Linked DNA regions of Homo sapiens: region 1 is linked to region 2. The links are chromatin loops, found by intact Hi-C in ENCODE. Cell type or tissue: heart right ventricle. All regions are shown on one strand. Each heading gives the region's core, and the rest is flanking DNA. Links, peaks and the distances in the headings are about the cores only.

What was found. Peaks named below come from ENCODE experiments on the same cell type or tissue, not always from the same donor. Only the 100,000 strongest peaks of a DNase experiment are listed, where the experiment ranks them.
Region 1: it touches region 2 in a loop (2.5-fold over the local background); 4 of 110 quality-filtered maps call a loop at or near these places.

What each region holds. Positions count from the first base shown.
Region 1 is chr17:9,222,133-9,230,132 of GRCh38, reverse strand. All of the region lies in intron 6 of NTN1 (netrin 1), which reads right to left. It overlaps LOC124903923 (a long non-coding RNA gene), which reads right to left and starts at 3,599. Exons shown (of 2, transcript XR_007065614.1): 1 at 1-3,599. RefSeq lists enhancers at 1-251, 1,830-2,330, 2,831-3,381, 3,382-3,933, 4,486-5,037 and 1 more. In heart right ventricle, for the core only: CTCF peaks have their summits at 4,249 and 4,465 (motif pointing left); no DNase peak of the experiment used is centred there; H3K27me3 peaks cover 312 bases.
Region 2 is chr17:9,268,718-9,278,673 of GRCh38, reverse strand. All of the region lies in intron 7 of STX8 (syntaxin 8), which reads left to right. Among named protein-coding and RNA genes, the nearest start is that of NTN1, 250 kb to the right of the region's middle. RefSeq lists an enhancer at 5,173-5,674. In heart right ventricle, for the core only: no CTCF peak of the experiment used is centred there; a DNase peak (open chromatin) is centred at 4,883.

The sequences.
Region 1 (8,000 bases), core at 1-8,000, 47 kb after region 2:
AGCCCGATCAGGAATAGCCATTGACTCCAAGGTCAAGAAAAGGAGAGAGGGTGCTGCTGAGGGGGAAGAGTCCGTCATTTGCTGAGAGGCCCCGTGTCCCTGAGGCTAGCTGGAGACAAGAGGCGGGAGTGGTGAGACCCTCCCCTCCCCGGCTCATCTGATTCCCAGCCTGAGCGACTGGACAAGGGCTGAGCCAGGACCGGGATCCATCCACCACCGCCCACCACACACTGACCCACATCAGCTCCATAGTGAGCTACGGTCATTCCCACCACTGCCTCTTCTCTATGCCTGCCTCCATTGCCAACTAGGTCTCCCCCCTCACCATCAGGGGTCTTCCTGGAAGCTTCCTCGAACACACAGCCATGCCCATCACCAATCCACCTCTGGACCACCACCCGCTACCACCAACATCCCTGCCACTATGCCCAGTGCCTCTGCTCCATCATCTCGGACATCCCCAGCACCACGGTGCCCGCTCCCGCCTGTTTGCCCATGAAGATGTCTCTGTGGTCTCTCCTCCAAGGCTCATCCAGAGTCAGTGGCCCCGATGGGGTCCCAGTTCTTGAGTGTTCTAAAGGACTGCCGCGCCTACTCCTGCTGCCAAAGCCTGGCCTCCCGGGTGTGGGAGAGAAGCAAGGTCTCAGCCGTGGAGTACCTAATCCCGCGCAGAGTATTTTATCTTGTTGAGTCTCAGCGTCCTATTGACAGGAATGAAAATCCCTCCCTCACAAGGTGTGTGTGGAGATTAAATAAGGATGAGCATCAAGGCTGTGATGTGCCCAGTCCGGGTCCCAGCAGCGGGAGGGAATAGTTGTTGGCTGGGCAAGCCCTCTACTTGGTTTCCACTGGTTCTGGAGGTACCGGGGCACGCAGACGGTATGGTGATGCAAATCAGAATTCTGCTCAGGTCCCCAGGCCCACTGCTTCCACGGACCCCCAAGAGAGCACAGTCACACACACACAGTCTCACACAGTCACAAACAGCCACAGTCACACACTCACAGTAACACAGTCACACACTCACAGTCACAGTCTCAGTCACACACACAGTCACAAACACAATCACACACGCATAGTCACACAGCCACACACCCAGTCACACAGTCTCACACAGTCACACTTACAGTCACAGAATCAGTCACACACAGTCTCAGTCGTAAACACAATCACACACGCAGAGTCACACAGCCACACACCCAGTCACACACGCAGTCACACACAGTCACGAACACAATCACACATGCGTAGTCACACACAGACACACTCTCATACACAGTCACACACACACACACACACACACACACACACAGCTGAACAGATCTGGCTTCTCCCCACAGATGCCAACAGAACATCCTCCTTGAGTTGTATCCTCAGAAATCATCCTTGTGGGATGTCAGGCGGAATACTTGAGACAAATCGTCCTGTGAGAAGCATTTTGATTTTTCCATCTGGTGGTGCCAAAATGTCTTTCAACAAAAGGGTGACTAATAAACATTTCTGGGAACGAATAACTTTTCCAAGAACTGGCAGAAGTGAGATGATCTCACCTTTCAGAATGTGAGCTCTCTGTCTCCCCCTCTTTCTGAGTCCCAGGGAGTAGGAAGAAGCCAGCGGCAGCACCCAGGCCACCTGAGGCAGGGGATCGGGGCGTGGATGGGAGCCCCCGCGTGTCCACGTGAGCTGGAGGGGTCAGAGTGGCTTCGGCACACAGATGCAACTGATGAGGCCAACACCAGCCTCTCTCCAGCCTCCCTGGGCCCCACACTGCACTGAACGCCCCCGCTCTTACTCTTCTCCCGTTTCCTCGTGCTATGCCTAGCTTCTTGCTTAGAGACCTTCCTCCCTCCACCGAGGAGCCCTGCTTTGCCCAGTGAGCACTGGCTACTCAGGCTCCCTCCTCCAGGAAGCCTTCCCACCCTTGCCCCCTCTAAAGAATGGGCCACACCGTGTGTGTGCCCACCTCAGGCTGCAACCCGGCCACACCCCCTCCTTCTGTGGCCCTTGTCTGTATGTCGGTCTCCCCTCCTAGACTGTAAGCTCTCTGAGGGTCAGGACTGAGCCTCACACAGATCTGCAAGCTCAGCACCCAGGGCAGGATGGGGCCCACAGCAGGTGCTCAATGAACGAGTGTGGAGGGGAGGCTGGGCCAGGACTTCTCGGGATGTGCAGTGCTGTGATGGTGTGTGTGTAATGGTGTGTGCATGTGTGATGCTGTGTGTAGTGGTATGCGTATAGTGGTGGGGTGTGTGTGTGATGGGGTGTGTGATGGGGTGTGCATGTGTGCGATAATGCGTGTGGTATGTGTGTAATAGTGTGGGATAGTGTGTGAATGTGTGTGATATGTGTGTGGTATGTGTGCCTGTATGATAAATGTGTGAGTCTGTGTGTGATAGTGTATCTGATGTGTGTGGTGTGTGTGCGTGTGATACGTGTGTCTGTATAAGTGTGGTGTGTATATCTGATGTGTGTGGTATGTGATGGTGTGTTTGATGTGTGTGCGTGATAGTCTGTGTATCTGATGTGTGATGGTGTGTGTATGCATGCGTGTGTGATGTGTGTGTGTGATAGTGTGTGTGCCTGTGTGTGATGGTGTATCTGTGTTTGATGTGTGTGGTGTGTGTGATGGTGTGTATGTGCATGTGTGTGTGCTATGTGTGTGACTGTGTGTGACAGTCTGTGTATCTGATGTGTGGTGTGATGGTGTATGTATGTGTGCATGTGGTGTGTGTGCCTGTGTGATAGTGTGTGGTGTGTGATGGTGTGTGTATGATGTGAGTGTGACTGATAGTCTGTGTATCTGTGTTTGATGTGTGTGGTGTGTTTGTGATTGTGTATGTGTGTATGCGTGCATGTGGTATATGTGCCTGTGTGATAAAGTGTGTGTGTGTGATGGTGTATGTGATGTGATGGTGTGTGCATGCATGTGGTATGTGTGCATGCGTGTGTGGTATGTGTGCCTGTGAGTGGTGTGGACGTGAGCACAGCGGTTGTGTGAGACGTGGGAGGCAGCGCAGACAGGAGGAGGTGAGGATGGAACAGTGGAGCTTCTTCCCAGGAGCACGGGGACGGGATGGGAGGAAGAGGTTGGAAGGGAGACGGGAAGGGAACAGGAGGAGGCAGAGGGGCTCCGCCAAGGAAGCCTCTTGGCTTGGTGGGGTGTGAGGCGGGGCCTCGGGGGGCGGGGCTGGGATGCTCCAGTTCCCTGGCGGTGGTTTCCGGGGCTGTGGTTTCAGGTGTGTGCTGTGTGACCGCAGGGCAGGTGCCTCCAGCAGGGCCTTGCTCCGCCTGTATCTGAGCTGCCCCACAGGATGCCAACTGTGTGGTGAGCACGCACACACACCCACGCTCACTCGCCGCCTCCTCGCAGAGGAAGGGTCCCTCCAAGGTTGGGCTTTCCTGAGAAGCTGGCAGGAATCGCGAATATGCTTGAAAATAATAAAACCTATCTTCTGGAAATAACTGCTACCCACTCAGCCTCCCTGGCGGCTCTCCTCCAAGCATTTGTAAGAACAGCCGGATCCCCTAGAGGGTAACAGAGGACTGAGTGCCCCAGGAGAGGGCGGCCAGGTGACCTGAGACAGCCTCCCCACGAGACCGCCTCCCCACGAGACCACCTCCCCACGAGACCACCTCCCCACGAGACCGCCTCCCCACGAGACAGCCTCCCCACGAGACAGCCTCCCCACGAGACCGCCTCCCCACGAGACCGCCTCCCCACGGCCCCCACCCCTTAGACACGGTGCCTGCTGTGGGCGGGGGGCACAGCCAGGGTCTCACTTAGAAGGATATCATGTGCCCTCCACTACACCTCCATGTGACAGATGAGGAAACCGAGGCCCCGGCGGCGAAGCTCCCTGTCCACAGTCACACAGCAAATTAGGAACCTGCGTCTCCAGCGCTCCCTTCGGTCCTGGGGTCCCTCCGATATGAGTGGCATGGCAGGGCCTTGGCACTGAGGCCCCCCCCCGACCCCAAATCCCTTTGCCTTGCTTCGTGCCCTTAAGCCTACGGGAGCTGGGCTCTGGCTCTCTGTAAGCGTGTGCCCGAGAGAACACGGGACAGGGCCGGCGCCCCGAGCCCACAGGCCCCTTCTCATGGGCCCCCACCGCCCCAGCCTTCCACCCTCTGGCCGCTGCCCAGGTCCGCGGAGCCCCAGACCCGCGCTCTTCAGCCACACGAGGGCAAGGTCTGCGAGGCCTGGAGGAGGAAGGGGGTCCGGGGCTGCTGGCAGCCGGGCCTGCTCTTCACCCAGCAGGGGCAGCAAACCCCAGGTTCTCATTAGCGGCTTCTGGAACATCCAAGTGCCCTGGGTGAAGGAAATGTGTTTCCTAATTGGCCCCCTGCCGGGTGTCAGTCAGAGAGCGGGGATTATGCAGCCTCCGAGGGAGCCCCTGCCCGGCCCGCCCTGGCCCGCCCGGTTTGGCGGCCTCCCCTGCTCTCTCATCCCCAGGCCAGATCCCTCCTGCCCTCCCCCTACTGGTCACCTTCTCCCTGGGCTGGCCCAAGTCTGTGTGGGAGGGACACCCCCTTACACACCTTCTCAGGGGGGCCAGGGGCCCAACACAGGACACATGGGAGATTCTCCACAGACGCCAGCAGAGCCCACTGGAGGCCTTGCCTCAGCCTCAGAGAAACCCGTGGGCCTGGCATTGTCCTCAGGGCCCCCCGCCAGCCCCTGTGGGGGCACTCACTCCTCTATGACCAAACACACTCCCCGAGGCCCTGCCACCCCACCCCGCAGGGCTCCTCTGAGCCCTCCGCAGAGGCCCGTGAAATCCCTTTCCAGACATTGTTCTTGGCCTGCCTCCTGCCTGAACACACAGGCTGAGCTGAGGGTGGGGAGGACTCCCCAACTTTTTATTTATTTTTTTTTTTGAGACAGAGTCTCACTCTGTTGCTCAGGCTGGAGTGCAACGGCACGATCTCAGCTCACTGCAACCTCCACCTTCCAGGTTCAAACAATTCTCCTGCCTCAGCCTCCCTGGGATTACAGGTGCACACCACCACACCCAGCTAATTTTTTGTATTTTTAATAGAGACGGGGTTTCACTATGTTGGCCAGACTGGTTTCAAACTCCTGACCTCGTGATCCGCCCACCTCTGCCTCCCGAAGTGCCCCCAACTTTTAAGTGACCACAAGAGTCCCAGGAACAGTCCTGGAACCAGAAACACCACACCACCCCCAGGACTGAGGAATCACAGGGAGAGTGTCAGTCCTGGCTGTGGAGTCACAGGCTTGGAGTGTGGTGAGGAGGACATGAAAGCTAGTGGTGCCAGAGCCCCAGCCCCCATCAGCTCCCAGGGGGGATCCCACTGTGCCCCCCCACCCCATCCCCACCTGCTGTTCCTCCAGCCTTGTCTTGCAGCAGAAATGTGGACAGCTGGGTGACGCGCCTGGGCCATGGGTGTGGGGGCAGGAGCCGGGTAACCACCATTAGGTCTAGAAAGGTGAGCACACAGGGCTGGCCCGCAGCTCTCTGGAGGAATTGTGATGGGAAGGAAAAACTCAAGGAAGGCTGCTGTGGAAGGGGCGGGAGGCTGGGCCACTCCCTGGCTGGGTAACTGGGCAAGTCATCTCACCCAGCCAGGCCCGTGTCACTGCCTATGACCCAAGCAACCTGAAGCCCGCTGTCCCTGCTACCTGCTTTGCTGATAACCCATGAGGGAGTCGGGTGTCGGGCAAAGGGAAGGCTGAGTCAGGGAACAGAGGGTCCGATGGCACCCTGAGGCTCTGCCCCACCCTTCCCCGCCCCAAGAGAGATGCCCCCCATTGCCCAGGGCGGCCACAACAGGGCAGGGCGCAGGGAAGGCCTAAGGGGCTCCTTCGAGTCTACGAAAGGAGGGTGTCAGGTTCGGCAGACAGAGAGGGGCTGCCTGAAGAGAAGAGGTGAGGGGCCAGGAGAGCTCTGAGGGGCCAAGGTGCCCCCTGGAATATTGTTGGGGAGGCAGAATTCACTGGAAGGAACAAAGTCAGAGGACAAGAAAACCAGGTTGAGTCAAATAGAATCCAGTGGAACACAGGATCAGTTTTGGGCCCTTTTACAAGCCCCATTTTCATGATTTCATGATTAAAGAACAGAGCAGAGGCTGTGGGTCAGTGCCTTCCTCCTTGCTCCCAGCTGCCTCTCCACAGTGTAGCTGCTTAAAGAGTTCTTCGAGACTAAAACCAAACCAAATAGGCGATCAAAACAATCCATTCCCCAAGCAAGCCCACCTATTCCTCTCCCTTCCCCTCCTACCTCCTTGCCGAGGTTACCCCTAGGCCTTGTGCAGGGAAGGATGGGGAGAGGAGAAGCACAGGGCTTTCCCTCTGCGACCCATTAACTCCTCTGGGCCCACCGCTTTGCTAGGAGGACAGTGCTGCGGTGCCCAGGTCCAAAGCCTAGGAAAGCTACAAGAGCCTTGGGCGTCCTGCTCAAGTCGTCATCTCACAAGAGGGCTGCCTAGGGGAGTGGAGAGAGGCCTGCCCCATGGCCCACCTAACAGTCCCCAGGGGACACTGAAGACCCAGGGCTGGGAGGATGCAGTCCCTGCAGCTCCGGGGCCATATGAGCTCCTTTCTTTCTTTTTTTTGAGACAGAGTCTCACTCTGTCGCCCAGGCCAGTCTGGAGTGCAGTCATGTGATCTCAGCTCACTGCAACCTCTGCTTCCCAGATTCAAGGGATTCTCCTGCCTCAGCCTCCCGAGTAGCTGAGATTACAGGTGTGCGCCACGACGCCCAGCTAATTTTTGTATTTTTAGTAGAGACCAGGTTTCATCATGTTGGCCAGGCTGGTCTCAAATATTCACCCTCAGGTGATCTGCCCACCTTGGCCTCCCAAAGTGCTGGGATTACAGGCGTGAGCCACCACACCCAGCCCTGAGCTCCTTTCAAAACAACCCAGGGCCCCTACTTTCCTGGCTTGGAGACGCACTTCCTTTATCTTAAAGTAATTGCAAGTTTCATTTCTAAATCTAGGTTTATTTTCCCGTGGGAGGTGGAAGTTTCTGCACTGCCCTGGGATGTATACAGCTTAACGCAGCTTTTAGGAATTGACTGTAGACCCCTGAAGGGCCTTGAACTTTGATGCCCATAGCCTGGCAGCTTCTGAATTGATGCATAATACCTGCCAGCTGCTCTTCTTCACCCTGTAGAAGGCCAGAAGGCCTGTGGGGAATGGGGCTGAATTACTGGGGTCTTACCCTGGCTTCAGTGTGTGCGTAGGGAGTGTGCGTATGAACTCTCTCACATACACACACACACACAATAAACGAGAACATTTTAGAAGTTCTCCAGATTCCTTTAGATACCTTTGGGCCTCGTCATTCATTTCACTGTGCTAAAAGGTCCTGACCACTGTCCTTATTAAAGAAGAAAGCCTTGTTCAAGCAGCTGGCCCAGTTAGGATCTCCATGAGGTCTGGGTCCCAGGGTAGGGCTGCCGGACCCCCACGGGGTCAGGGAAGGGACGGAGCTCAGATTCTGGATAGTGAGGCCTCCTCCACAGGTGGCCTTCGCTTCTCACCCCTCTTCTTCCACCGCCGTTTCCTCCCTCCTCCTCTTTCCTCACCAGCTTCCTTTGGACGCAGAGGTCACTGTTTGCTGGGAGCCTGTTAGGCACCCGTGCTCTGTCCTCCCCGTATACACTCAGCAAGTGGCATCATCTCCATCTTACATATAAGGAAACTGAGGCTCAGGTAAGCAATGGGACTCATCCCAGATCCCCTGAGAAGCATATGATTAGGACAGCCTTGGGAAGCTGAGCAGAACAGAGAGGTCGTTCTGCCTTCCCAGAGGTGGCCAGGAGGTGCTGGGGCTGGCAGGGCCACTGAGGGGATAGGGGCTGCACCTCCTGGGGTCAGTTAAAGATGGGACAGGAAAGATGGGCTATGTCCAGCTGGAGTGAGGAGGAGGACGGAGGGAGGTGGGCAGATGTGGACTTTCGTGGGCCCAGAATTGGGGGGCCAGCCCCAGGCTCAATCCCTGGCCCACCAGGTCAAGGAGAGGCCCCGTGCTA
Region 2 (9,956 bases), core at 1,129-9,128:
ACTGCATATCCAAGAACTTTTTGATATGTCAGCTTAAATCCCTCTGCAGCATATCCAGAACGCCACCTACCCCTAGTTTTCTGTCTCAATAAATAGCATGCCATTGACCCAGTTATTCAAGGTAGAAATTTTGTTTCCTCCTCTCCTCTCACTATAGCCGCCCTTGCTTATCCAAAAAGAAGCTGTGGCATTCTAAAGTATGTTTCTATTTTTTTTTTTTTTCTGAGATGGAATTTCACTCTTGTTGCCCAGGCAGGAGTGAAATGGCGTGATCTCAGCTCATCGCAACCTCCGCCTCCCGGGTTCAAGCGATTCTCCTGTCTCAGCCTCCCGAGTAGCTGGGATTAACAGGCATGTGCTGCCGTGCCCGGCTAATTTTGTATTTTTAGTAGAGACGGGGTTTTCTCTATGTTGGTCAGGCTGGTTTCAAACTCGCGACCTCAGGTGATCCACCTGCCTCGGCCTCCCAAAGTGCTGGGATTACAGGCGTAAGCCACTGCATCCGGCCCTAAAGTATGTTTCAATCCCTCTGTCTCCACTGCCACCACCCCATTTCATGTCACCCTCTTACCCAGATGCTGGGATAGTTCTCTCAAAGAGGTCTTGTTGGCTTTACTTGGACCTGGACACCATACCCTCCGGTCCAGTCTCCACACTGTGACATAAATGACTGTCTAACCTAAAGGAGATATTGCCGCTCCCTGCTTAAACCCTTCACTTGCTTCCCTTGTACTTAGGATAAAATCCAACTCCTTACCATGGCTTCTAGGGCCCTGCAGGACTTAGCCCTGACACTCTCACCAAATTTACCTTGATTTCTCTCCTCACTGGCCAGTTCTAACCACAGTGGGTTTCTTTCCATTCCATGAATCCCTAGCTGCTCTGTGCTTCCCACTCTGCCTGGCTTTGGCTGGCATGGTCTTCACCCAGCTTTATTTACTTTTAGATCTCAACAGATCACCTCATCAGAAAGCCATATCTGACCACCCCATTAAAGTAACTGTTGTCATAACATCTTGTTTATTTCCTTCTTAATGCTTCTCTATGATTTGTAATCATTTTATTGTGTGGTTGTTTGAATGTCTGACTCCCCCATTAGCCTGTCAATTCCTCAGGCACAGGTATCATGTCTATCTTGACCCTTGTTGTATTCCCAGAACCTAACATGGTACCTGGTACAGAGTTGGGTAGAAGCAGATGGAGGCTGACTGGCTTCTGTGTATTCAGCCTAGATGCCTTCATGAGCCATTGAGACCCTGCCTTCACTCATTGAGACCCTGCCCTCACTCATTGAGACCCTGCCCTCACTAACCTTCACCCACTATCATTTCCAGCTATCCCTTCTCTTATACCTCCATCCACACCCCGTGCTCCAGAGAACTTCAGGTCCTCTCATTTGAGAAATAGCGGTAGGGACATTCTCCAGAGTGACAAGGAAGTTAACCAGAAAAGGATGTGTTCCTTACTCATTTTTAAGTCATGAAGATGTTCATCCGCATTAAACCTACTGACGCTGTAAACTCTAGATTTGAAATAGCCATGGATGTTAAAAGGTGATTCTGGCTAGGCACAGTGGTATGCACCTGTAGTCCCAGCTACTCCAGAGGCTGAGGCAGGAGGATCGTTTGAGCCCAAGAGTTCAAGGTTGTCGTGTGTTAATGATCACACTTGTGAATAGCCACTGCACTCCAGCCTGGGCAACATAGCAAGATCTCGTCTCTTTAAAAAAAGAAAAGGTGGCTGAGTGCAGTGGCTCACACCTGTAATCCCAGCACTTTGGGAGGCCGAGGCGGGCGGATCACGAGATCAGGAGTTCGAGACCAGCCTGCCCAACATAGTGAAACCCCGTCTCTACTAAAAACACAAAAAAATTAGCCGAGCGTGGTGGTGGGCACCTGTAATCCCAGCTACTCAGGAGGCTGAGGCAGGAGAATGGCTTGAATCCAGGAGGTAGAGGTTGCAGTGAGCTGAGATCGTGCCACTGCACTCCAGCCTGGGTAACAGAGCGAGACTCCATCTCAAAAACAACAACCAAAAAAAAAAAACAAACAAATAAACAAACAAAAACAAGAAAAGCTGACAAAAAACTAATTTTGTTGATGTCTTAGATATCTCAACAGTGGCCTAAAAGTTCTAATTTCGGAAGTGATGGAGATCCTTTCAGTCATCTTGCTGATGACCCAAAATTTTACAATTAGAAATGTATTCCTTGAGTCAAAATCTGTCCCTCGTTTAAAGCACATACATCTGTAGCCTGGGATATATATTAATTAAACTTTTGTTCTTTGGGACATCTTTTGGTTGGGGAAAAAATGAAACAGAATCACTCACATTTCCACAAAAAAAGATGGGGTTACTTTAAAGAAACATGTTCCCTTCGTTAGGAACCAAGGCAGACTTGGTAAGCCTGCATCACTCCTTATTTCCTAGTCCAACTTCAGAGAAAATAATCCTTATCCAGCTCAGTTGCATGTACTGGACCAAAATCACTCAGGGGCTGCTGGCCAGCCTGTGGATCGGCTGAACTTGCCCTGCATGCCCAGGGCCCTATGGCTTGATGGGTGGGATCAGGGGGTAGATAGAAACCGCAGCCACCTTGACTCACACCTCAGCCAGAGCTCTGATCTAAAAAGATCCCATTTGAAGGGGCTGTAGGCACACCATGAAGCATGACTGGAAAAGCCTTAATAATAAGATAAGTGAGTGTTTATTGAGCATTTACTGTGTCATTGACATTATTGCAGCACATTATATATACGCTACTGTTATCCCCCGCCCTTTTTTTTTTTCTTTTTTTTCTTTTTTTGAGGCAGAGTCTCACTCTGTTGACCAGGCTGGAGTGCAGTGGCACGATCTTGGCTCACTACATCCTCTGCTTCCCGGGTTCAAATGATTCTCCTGCCTCAGCCTCCCGAGTAGCTGGGATTACAGGCATGAGCCACCATGCCCGGCTAATTTTTGTATTTTTACTAGAGACGGGGTTTCTCCATGTTGGTCAGGCTGATCTCAAACTCTTGACCTCATGATCCACCCACCTTGGCCTCTCAAAGTGCTGGGATCACAGGCATGAGCCACTGCGCCCAACCTGTTATCCCCATCTTATAGGTGAGGTCCAGATGGGTTAAATGGCTGGCTCATGATCACACAGATGGGAAGTTCAGTAGCTAGACAGTCTGCTCTCCAGCAGACTTACACCTCTAAGTAAAGAGAAGTTGCTGGTGTATGTAAATAGGTAAGGGTGGGAATAGTGGAACTCCATTGACCAGGGAGAAGGCACTAAAGGAGAGACAGAGAGCAGCGATGTCTCCCTGCGTCAGTGAAGCCAGCCCTTTACTTAGAGGCGATGGGGGAAAATAGGAAGGCAGAAGAGCTCCACCTAGGAGGTAATAGACAAAGGAAAGAAGTTCCCATGGACGCTTGGAGTGAAAGTGGAAATATACCAAGGAAGGGACCCCAGAGGTCTGGGTGAACCACTCAGCCCTGGGAGGCCGGAGCTCAAGAGGATGGTTGCGTCATCAGAAGCAAAAGAAGTGGAAGTTGTAAAGAGACCCTTAACTTGAACAGTCAAGTAATGATGATTTTGTTGGTTTCTGTGACTTAGAGACATCATAAAGAAATTGTTGGGCCAGGCGCGGTGGCTCATGCCTGTAATCCCTGCACTTTGGGAGGCCAAGGCGGGCGGATTACTTGAGGTCAGGAGTCTGAGACCAGCTTGGCCAACATGGTGAAACCCCATCTCTACTAAAAATACAAAAATTAGCCAGGCATGGTGGTGCATGCCTGTAGTCCCAGCTACTTGGGAGGCTGAAGCAGGAGAATTGCTTGAACCTGGGAGGTGGAGGTTGCAGTGAGCTGAGATCACGCCACTGCACTCCAGCCTGGTGACAGAGCGAGACTCCGTCTCAAAAAAAAAAAAAAAAAAGAAAAAAGAAATTGTTGTATTTTTGAAGACTTTGTTTATTATTATTATTATTATTATTATTATTATTATTATTTTTGAGACAGAGTCTCACACTGTTGCCCAGGCTGGAGTGCAGTGGTGCAATCTCGGCTCACTGCAAGCTCTGCCTCCGGGGTTCACACCATTCTCCTGCCTTAGCCTCCCAAGTAGCTGGGACTACAGGTGCCCACCAACACGCCCGGTTAATTTTTTGTATTTTTAGTAGAGACAGGGTCTCACCGTGTTAGCCAGGATGGTCTCGATCTCCTGACCTTGTGATCCGCCCGCCTCAGCCTCCCAAAGTGCTGGGATTACAGCCTCCCAAAGTGCTGGGAGCCACCGCGCCCGGCCTGAAGACTTTGTTTAAACAAATGTCTATATCACTCGTGAATTTGGGTTTTTTGAAGACTTTTTTTTACTGCAGGAAGTTATGAACAAAGCCAAGCTGATGATCAAATCCTTTCCAGAACAGTGGTTGAGATCTAACCTCCACCCAAGCCAGCAAGCAGGTAACAGATCTGGGCAGGAAGGCATTATCTGTACCTTAAGAAGACCAAGTGAGGTTAACATGCAGAGGGGAGGGATGGCAAAGCCAGAGTAGGTGGCACATTTGACACTTTTCATAAGAAAATGACTTTCTTGTCTGACTTTTTGGTAGAAAATTCTCATGAGTAAGTACCGGTTATGGTCATTTCCCCAGAGCTAACATGAGACTGTAATGACTAAAATGTGGATTGTGATTCAGTTATTCTAATCTTATATTCAGTACCATTCAACAAGACTGGAAAAGAAGCACCCCTTTATATCCAGGAAACTGTCAGAAGGGACCACTGAGAGCAGACGGCAGAGCATGTTAGACTAGACAGCAACAGAGCCGCTGCATTGAGGCCTGCCACGCAAACACACGCCCACTCCCAAACAGCTTGGATTTCCAACGTGAGACGGGAATGCGTGGGAAATCGCCAAGGCAGAAAGGCCTCAAGCCAATTCTGCAATTAGCCAATAGCCTGTACTGGCCTCCACATTCGTTTAGATAAATTTTGAAATCATCAGCAAACTGTGGAGCTAGATTCTTTCTTTGCGAAGACAAAGTCAGACAGTGTTAACCTGCGTAGCGCCATGAGGAAAGGATGTGGGACGAGCTCTACTTCCCACCCCCGGCAGGAGCTGAATCATTCTGCAGGGACACCCCTGGCTGTGTGTGGCCTGGCGTGGTCCTCGCTGGCAGTGGGGAGAGGGGTCCCTGCTGGGGGTGGAGACTGGGTCCAGGACCTAGCAGCCCTACCTCGAGGCCCTGCTTCCAGGCTCACCCCCATCTTAGTTAAACCTGCAGAGGGGATGTTAATTAGCAAAGACTGGCGCTCAGGGAGTTGGGGGAGCTCTTAGCCCTCTCCCTTCCAAGAAAGATGACCTTTTGGACCCAAAAAGGAGAATTGGGCTCCAGTTGCTCTCGTTCGAGGCACTCGGAGTGCTTCCCACGTATCTCATTTATCCTCATGACACCCCAGAGAGGTAAGTTTGTTTGAGGTTTATACAAAGTTATGATTATGCCTATAGATTCCAGTTCCTGCCTCTATGTCATTCTAAACCTCGGGTCTCATCCCCATCTCACTTTTCCTAACATAACTAAACCCTTCGGGGAATGAAACGTCTCAGGCTTTCGCCTCGCCAAAGGGCGGTTTTCCCCCTTCCTTCTTTGTTGTTGTTAAGTTTGATTTATTGCTTCGCATTCTAGCCAGGCTCGATGGATGTTCGGAATATTATAAATAATGTGGATTGAAAAGATTGTGCTGAAATGTTTATTGCGTTCTTAGAAAGAGAACAAGGAATGGCGCGGAGAGTGTGGCAGTGGGGAAAGAGGGGCGTGAGGAAGGTGGGAAGACCCATCCTGCTCCTAGGATATTTTAGTGTGTCAATAAAAGACAGTGCTCAGAAGGGAAAGAACTTATATTGCAATCATGCTATCAAGAATGCAGAAGTGTTCCAGCGGGCGTAAAGAATATACTTCAAGAATGTAAGGACCATAAGGAACTAATCATTAGACATTCTCTGTCTCATTTCCTCACCCACGGTGTTCGAAGAAAGCCAGCAATGGAGAGGTTGTCTGTGCTTTAAAACTAGCTCGCTGGCGCGCTAGCTTCGGGGTACGCTCTGGGATGGCAGACAGCTGTGGCTAGCTGTGTGTGAGTGAGAAGGCACCCCCTTGTGACTTATTTTGCACCTTACAATCTGGAATCTTTGTTCTTCAGGTGCTCTAGAAATATAAATGTTATCCAAGGTTGGGACCCCTGATGCGGTGGAAATAAATGCCACACTGGCTCATGGGCATCCAGAGATCACATTTCAAGCTGAAATCCTACCAGCCACTCCCTGCCGGGTAGTTATCTGGTCCTTGTTCCTTCTCAGGGCATTTCCTCGGGCTTCTGTGAGGAAGAAGGCAGCGTCCTTAGTGGCCAAGGCCATCTGTGTCAGCCTGATGTGACACAGCAAAGCCCGGCAATCTGGCAGAGATCATTCTTTGAATCCCTCTCTATTCTAAGCAAGAGCGGTCATTTGGCCACCCCAGCTGCTGCTGTTGGTCCCACACACCCCCTCAGAACAGAACCGTCTTTGTCAAGAGGAAATGAGGCTGAGGGATATTGGCGTGGGTGTGGATTAGGACAGCAAGAGGGCTTTGTGTCAAACACATCCCAGCCTGCTCCACTTCTCGGGGTGCATCATCAGCAGGGACAGTCACTGGGTACCTGCTTTGCCCCCAGGACAGTGACTTTCCTTCCAGCTAGGGAGCCCTGGCCCATTATCCGTACTTATAGTCGCCAGAGAAAGCCACGGTTTCTTCTATCATGGTAACAGATGATATTTTATTGTATGGTGTGAAGAATTTCTTCAGCACCAGAGGAGTCACATGGAGGCTTGTTAAAACAGGTTTCTAGGTAGGACCCTTGAAGTTGAATTTCTTTCTTTCTTTTTTTTTTTTTTTTTTTTGAGATGGAGTCTTGCTCTATAGCCAGGCTGGAGTGCAGTGGCACAATCTTGGCTCACTGCAACCTCTGCCTCCCCAGTTCAAGTGATTCTCCTGCCTCAGCCTCCCGAGTAGCTGGGACTACAGGTGCGTGCTACCACGCCCATCTAATTTTTGTATTTTTAGTACAGATGGGGTTTCACCCTGTTGGCCAGGATGGTCTCGATCTCTTGACTTCGTGATCCACCCACTTCGGCCTCCCAAAGTGCTGGGATTACAGGCGTGAGCCACCACGCCCGGCCGCATTTCTTTCTTTTTTGAGACAGGGTCTCACTCTGTCACCCAGGCTAGAGTGCAAAGGCGCATCTCGGCTCACTGCAACGTCCGCTTCCTGGGTTCAAGCGATTCTCATCCTTCAGCCACCTGAGTAATTGGGATTACAGGCACATGCCATCACGCCCAGCTAATTTTTGTATTTTTAGTAGAGACGAAGTTTCACCATGTTGGCCAGGCTGGTCTCAAACTCATGACCTCAAGTGATCCGCCCGCTTCGGCCTCCCAAAGTTTTGGGATTACAGGCATGAGCCACTACGTCCAGCCTGAAGTTGCATTTCTAACAGTCTCTTCAGTGATCTGTGCTCCTGGTCCCACGTCACACTGTGAGTTGCCATGCTGTAAACACAAACATTTCTGTCGTTAGGTGATTTTTGGTAATGTCTTGAGAATGTCTCCCAATAGAGGGTGACAAAAAGTTACAAGGAATGAATGAAACATGAACTGAGGCGATTTGATTCAATACAAAATGGGCCCAGTTGTCTGAAATTGTGAGTCTAAAATCATCTGTGATAGGAACCCATGAGCATCTGGTAAAATCCCATCATTTCACTACAATGCAACTCTGTTCATTTAATTGCAAAGTAAATACAGAACATATTCTCCTAGAATTTTAAATTCATATCACTAATGGAGAATATATTGATTTTGAATTTAGCAATACCAACTGGACTTACTTTACTGGAATGCTTTACAGTTCTTTAAAACCACTACTCCTTGATTACCTATTCTATTGATAATTTGTATGCTTTCATTCGTTCATTTCTTCACTCATTCATTCATTTCTTTAACACATATTTACTGAGCACTTACTATGTGCCAAGTACTGTTCTAGCTGCTGGAATATTCCCATGTTAACTACCATCAAGTAAGAAAGTCCTTTGAGACTGGGCACGGTTGCTCACGCCTGTAATCCCAGCACTTTGGGAGGCCGAGGTGGGCAGATCACAAGGTCAGGAGATCAGACCATTCCTGGCTAACATGGTGAGACCCTGTCTCTACTAAAAAATACAAAAAAAAAAAATTAGCCGGGCGTGGTGGCGGGCACCTGTAGTCCCAGCTACTTGGGAGGCTGAGGGAGGAGAATGGCGTGAACCCAGGAGACGGCGGTGCTTGCAGTGAGCTGAGATCGCGCCACTGCACTCCAGCCTTGGCGACAGAGCGAGACTCCATCTCAAAAAGAAAAGAAAAAAGAAAGTCCTTTGAAATTCCTACTGCTGACTGCTCATATTCCAGGTATTAAGATATTTGAGTCTAAGCTATGAGCTGCTATCCAATCAACAAAAACATAAATATATGTTGCATATGTATTATGTGAGCTCTGTGCTAGGCACGAGAGGAGACACAGACATTGGAAACACACGGCCTGTTATTTAACCCCAAAGAATTTATGGGCCATCGGGGAAGGTAAATCATGAATCCAATTAATTGTTAGTTTAACCAAATAACATGTTAATTTCTGTACCGCATGTGTTTAGTATACAGAAGCAGCATAGAAAAGCAATCCTAGGATTACCCTGGGCATGGGGGAGGAGGTGTCCCTGAGGAGCGGGTGTTTTCAAGCTGAGGCCTAAAGCTAGTGCTGGTGTGCTGGGTGCAGAGAAGCTGGCAGAGGGCCCCAAAGCAGTGTGAACGATCCCTGCCAAGGCACAGAGGTGTGAGAGAGTGTGGCATGCTCGGAGTGGGAGGCCAAGGTGGGAAAACTGGATCATTTCGTTAGGAATGTGTCATAATTCAACTTTTTAATGTTGCTTTGAAATGACTTCTGAAATCTCTGACAGACCATGTTTAATATAAGCCAGCCAATATTGCAAAGCCAAATCTGACCTTTTGGGTTGTCTATCTTACTTTTTTCCAGAAGAGTGGATAAGCAGAAGGTGATGACATCATTTTAATATTATCCTCAAACACCTTTTATTATTTGCACTAGCAGCAGACATTGGAAGGGCAGATATTTTGTGTTCTTTGCATGGCATGTGATACACACGTCCCTGGTATAGGCTTGAACATGCTAATATGTAACCTCTGACACTCAGCTGTGGCCATCAATCTGCCTCTTTCCAGGACGGTGTCTTGAGGGTCTGTTTAAGCCCTTACGCTGGAGCGTCTTAAGGGAAAGGGAGAGGAGAAGGACGTGTACCCCAATCACCTTATCCTCAGAAGTGACGCTCCAGATGCAATCATTTCCCAGTCTTTCCACTCTGCCACAGTGACTCCTTGGGCCTCAAATACTTCTTTTTTTTTTTTTTTTTGAGACGGAGTCTTGCTCTATCGCCCAGGCTGGAGTGCAGTGGCGCAATCTCGGCTCACTGCAAGCTCTGCCTCCCGGGTTCACGCCATTCTCCTGCCTCAGCCTCCCGAGTAGCTGGGACTACAGGCGCCCGCCACCATGCCCAGCTAATTTTTTGTATTTTTAGTAGAGACGGGGTTTCACCGTTTTAGCCAGGATGGTCTCGATCTGCTGACTTCATGATCCGCCCGCCTCAGCCTCCCAAAGTGCTGGGATTACAGGCGTGAGCCACTGCACCCGGCCTGGCCTCAAATACTTCTACTGATCCTTCTTGCTGATAGAATCCATGCACAACAGCTTTTACGCCAACCATGTTCTAGAATTGATGGCTTGGGATCTTGTCCACTTGTTTTCAGTAGGCTCAGTAGTGACATTGTTGAATCTGCCCACATTGCCTGCAGGTCTGTGTCTCAGAGCTGAGTCGGGGTTGA